Linked DNA regions of Homo sapiens: region 1 is linked to region 2. Evidence: chromatin loops called from intact Hi-C (ENCODE). Cell type or tissue: GM12878. All regions are shown on one strand.

Region 1 (2,500 bases), 340 kb after region 2:
GTATGTGTTAGGCACTGTGGTTTACAGTAATTATTTCAGGCCGGATGTGGTAGCTCATGCCTGTAATCCCAGCACTTTGGGAGGCCAAAGTGGGTGGATCACTTGAGATCAGGAGTTCAAGACCATCCTGGCCAACACAGTGAAACCCCGTCTCTACTAAAAAATAGAAAAATTAGCTGGGCATGGTGGCAGGTGCCTGTAATCCCAGCTACTCAGGAGGCTGAGGCATGAGAATCGCTTGAACCTGGGAAGTGGAGGTTGTAGTGAGCCAAGATGGTGCCACTGCACTCTAGCCTGGGCAACAGAGGGTGAGACTGTGTCTCAAAATAAAATAAAATAAAACAAAATAAATTTCACTTAATTGTGACAATAGTTTCATAAGTAGGCACTACAATCATATCCAATTTATAGGGGCAGAAACTGAGGTGTAGACAAGTTAATTTTTTTTTAAACTAAAAATTAGCTGAGGCAGGGCAAAAACAGAACCAAAACTAGATTTTTAACTACTAATCTATATCAGCTTTTGAATAAAAAATACTTAGCCTATTATTTTGTATTAATAATCTTAATGGGTTTTGTTACAAATGAAAAGTACTGGAAAGTTTCTATTGGTTATCTTGGAGGAGGATTTGAGGTTTTATTCTAAACACAGAAATAGCTTCAATATTTCTCTTCACTTTTCCTGTGGAAGTAGGAGTTTCCCTGCATAGACACTCTTCTGTGCTGAAATTTTAAAAATAGTCCCAAGTCTCATAGTATCAATTTCTTGAAATTGTATTTACATTTTGATCTTTTTCTTAATGCTATTCTCAGCTTTATTTATAAAACCCTGTTAATCGTATTTGGCCATACCTGATTTCATTTTTTCTGACATGTTAATATGTCAGCACTGCTCTCTATCTGTTAGCCAACTATTTAAACATATCTCTCTGGGAATAATAGAGTTAGTTGAACTTTTTAAGATCCATATATTTAGAAACTATGTGAAGAGGTTGCCACAGAAGGCAAACATCTCTTTTAAGCTAGTGTACCGGAAAATTCTGTTACTAGTCTGTGCCCCCTAGTGGTACTGACATTTTACCATTGTTTTTTAAAAGGAAATTAAGAAAGCTTCTTTTACGAAGTTCTCAAAACTTATTACTCTCTTCAACAAGTAATCTTCAACTATCAGGTGTCAGCTACCTGGAGTGGTGCAATGATGAAAGACAGTCCTGATTCTTATTATGTTCATAGACTAGTAGGGTAGATGGATAAATGAGCAAGTAATTATAACATGGTGATGAGTTCACACAGGTTTGCACAGAATGTTATAGAAGCTACAGAGGTTCCTAAAGAATGTAATAGCTGAGCTAAGTCTTGAGGAATAACTAGACTTTGGTGAAGACATGAGGGATAACTCAAAGAGAAAACATTTGAGAAGATGTGACGGAGTCTTGCTCTGTCGCCCAGGCTGGAGTGCAGGCACAATCTCAGCTCACTGCAACCTCCACCTCCCAGGTTCAAGTGATTCTCCTGCTTCAGCCCCCCGAGTAGCTGGGACTACAGGCATACGCCACCACGCCCAGCTAATTTTTGTACTTTTATTGAAAACAGGGTTTCACTATGTTGGCCAGTCTGGTGTTGAACTCCTCACCTCAAATGATCTGCCCACCTTGGCCTCCCAAAGCGTTGGAGTTACAGACGTGAGCCACCGCGCCCAGCTGGAGAAGATGTGAAATTTTGAGAGCTGACCATACTTTGAGAATAATAAGTAGTTGGATTCTACTGAAGCCCAGTGGCTTTTGGAGGTGTAGCAATAAGCAGGAGGCAGCAGAAGTAAGACAAGGGCTGTATGACAAAGTCTTGGCAAGAACTTTGAATTTTATCCTGATGTGAGTGGGGAGAGCCACTGAAGAACGTGAAGCCAGAAACACTACATGTTACTACTTCTACTTTCAGAAAAGGCTTAATATGGATTATACACCTACAAGTGGCACACACTGTTCCAAGTGGAGACTCAAAGATGATAACGATACAGTGTTTATGCTATAGGTTTGTGAAGCTACCAATCCATGGACAGATGTTAAACCTAACTTCCAATTTCAGGTACAAATATCTGAGTAAATGATGGTATCATTTACTCAATCAGTAAAGGTCAAAGAGAAGGCAGTCTGAAGAAGGGAAAGGTGTTCAATTTTGCATTGAGTTTGACATACCTGTTGAGACAGCTCAGTGGAGATATCCAGTTGATGCTTGGATATATGGACTTACAGCTCAGGGGGAGCTAGAAATTGAAATTTGAGAATCATCAACCTATATTTATAATGGGTGAAATCAATAAGTCGGAATCAAATTACCTGGGGAAGCATGCAGATTTGTTTAAAAAGGAAGAGGCCTGAGAACCCAACCCTGGTAAGCATGACCATTCAGGATAAGAGAGAAGGAGCAAGTAGGGAAAGAGACTGAAATAAAGAAACCTGAGTAACCACTGAGGACCACTGCTACAATAGAGAAAAAGGAA
Region 2 (2,500 bases):
GCTCTAAAGTAGAGGCAAAGCCCAGCCTGGCTGCTAGTGTCTGGGCACTGTAATGCAACGGGCCTGAACACCTAGTGCTCTAAACATCTGTTTTCATCCATGCTTACTTTTCAGGAACCTTTAAATAGTCTATTAACAGTAACTCTATTATACATTCAGATTGCCTAACATAACTTAAACCAGTGGTCCTTCTGAGATGTCAGAAGCCCATCTTGGTGGGAGGGGGGAAAGCCAGAGTTTCAGGAGTTCAGCTTACCTTGCCCCTTTTCTCCTCCAACAAGAGTATCTCAGTTTTAATCTGTTGAATACATAGGTTTTGCATGTAAGATTTCATGTCAAGAAAAAAGCAAAGGCTGGGTACAGCAGCTCATGTCTGTAATCTCAACATTTTGGGAGGTGGAGGTGGGAGGATAGTTTCAGGCCAGGAGTTTGAGACCAGCCTGAGCAACATAGCAAGACCCTGTTTCTACCAAAAATAAAAAATAAAAAATAAAAAAATAAAAAAAATAAAAGAAAGAAAGAAAGAAAAAAAGGGTTAAAAAGAAGCTTCAAAAAAAAAAAAAAAAAGAAAAAAGAAAAAACCAAATAACAACAAAACCAATTTAAATCTTCCCCCCAGCCCTCAAGGGATATAATGGCTTGAGTTTTTGTTTAGCTATTGTTTTAATTACATCTCCTATCCTGGAAAGAGTATTTAAACACGAGGGAAGGTTAGACACTGAAGTCAATTTTTTTGAGGCTGCTAAATAATTTTGGCTCTGGTTTGGATCTTTTCTTCTTCTGATAACTGACTTGTTGTGTGGCTTTGAGCAACCTCTCTGAGTCTGTTTCTTTCATATGTAAAATAAAGATGTTGTCACTGGGTTGTTGCAGGTATTGCATGAAATGATAAACTTAGTAAAGGATTTAGCACAAAAAGCAAATGTAAAGCACTAAATGTATCCAACACGAAGCATGTGCTCAGAATTTATTAGTTTCATTCCCTTTTCTTACCTTTTAGTTGACAGCAATGGAAAAGTTTCTGTTAAACAGTGATATCAGATTATAGGCTAAATGATTTAGTACCTGGGATATTTTAAGGTTGGCCTTATTTTGAGAATTACTGGGTTTGTTTTGTTTTGTTTTGTTTTGTTTTGAGATGGAGTCTCACTCTGTGTCACCCAGCCTGGAGTGCAGTTGTGCTATCTCAGCTCACTGCAACTTCCTCCTCCCGGGCTCGAGCATTCCTCCCACCTCTGCCTCCCTAGTAGCTGGGACTACAGGCAAGAATTATTGTTTTTGCATAGTACCTTTAAAAAACATAACCTTAGAAGACCCAGTTTTATGTTACTTTGGTGCATCACAATGTTTTCAAAGTACAAAATGCAAAATAATTCAGTTTCAAGATCTTTAATATTTGAGACACTATTCAAGGACCAAGTCCTAATTCCTTCTATATTAATCTGCAACACTTCCCAAGTAACCCAACAAATATAGAGTGGATTAAATCACCTAGAATATACATCTTCTTTTTTAATTAGAGGCACAAAGTTCCTACTTATAGTTATAATAGATTAGGGTGAGCATGCATTTTGGCAACACTCAAAGCAATTTAAAATGATTTAAAAGGCAAAAGAACAAAATTACCAGAGATGAAATATATCAAAGTAATCTAGTTGTTCAATTTTTTATTTAATCAAAGGCCTCAATTTGACTTTTTGCATTAACTTTAAGCAGGTGAAAACTGAACAATTCAGAAGGCCTTGGATGATTTATTCATGTTTTGCCATGTTTATGTATCCAATTTAAATTTAAATTTCATGGTTATTCAGACTACACAATGATAAGAATGGACAAGCAGGTTCACTTTAGGAACTGTTGTGAGTGATTATGCTAACTGCTAAAATAAAGGGATGAAAAATTGTGGAACAATTGCTTGTGAAAATAACCTAAACTAACGTTTAGATCTGCTCTGGTACTCAACTTGCTGCCAAATTTCCATGATGCTACTGACTTAACTGCCTTTGAAGAACTCTGCCAAGAGACTTCTCCTATCTGGAGGAAGAAAACACAGGGAGACCTTTTCCATAAGCTAAGAACAAATCTCAAGTTAACAGGATCCAGATAAAAAGGTAGTAACAGCTGACAAGACTGGTGAACCGTGTGAGCTGTGAGCTTGTACATACACACGAGGGCCATGGCCCCCAGATTCCATCACGTTCAACAGTGAGGCTTGCCCTTCTTTTTCAAGCATCTTGTGCTCATTTTAAACAGATGTCAGACACAATTTTACCACACAGATGGAACCAACCATTTAAACTAACTTATTCTGCCAAGTCTGTTTGGGGAAGGGCTGCGTATCTAGAAATGCACATTTTGTAGTCATATCATGCTTTCAACTTAAATTCCTGCCACCCCTGACTACAGAGCGACAGTTTTTCAATAACCAGTGAGATAGATTAGCAAGACATAGCCTATTATCCTAAGTTTACTAGAAGTGAGAGTTTTTATCAACACACAC

What was found. Peaks named below come from ENCODE experiments on the same cell type or tissue, not always from the same donor. Only the 100,000 strongest peaks of a DNase experiment are listed, where the experiment ranks them.
Region 1: a loop joins it to region 2, with 2.0 times the contacts of the local background. A loop is called at or near these places in 12 of 110 quality-filtered maps.

What each region holds. Positions count from the first base shown.
Region 1 is chr6:72,615,167-72,617,666 of GRCh38, reverse strand. It overlaps KCNQ5-DT (KCNQ5 divergent transcript), which reads left to right. Exons shown (of 3, transcript NR_186827.1): 3 at 1,594-2,500. Among named protein-coding and RNA genes, the nearest start is that of KCNQ5, 5.6 kb to the left of the region's middle. In GM12878, a CTCF peak has its summit at 1,057 (motif pointing left); no DNase peak of the experiment used is centred here.
Region 2 is chr6:72,954,557-72,957,056 of GRCh38, reverse strand. The region is part of intron 1 of KCNQ5 (potassium voltage-gated channel subfamily Q member 5); the gene reads right to left. The region is part of intron 3 of LOC105377855 (a long non-coding RNA gene); the gene reads left to right. Among named protein-coding and RNA genes, the nearest start is that of MIR4282, 12 kb to the left of the region's middle. In GM12878, no CTCF peak of the experiment used is centred here; a DNase peak (open chromatin) is centred at 1,217.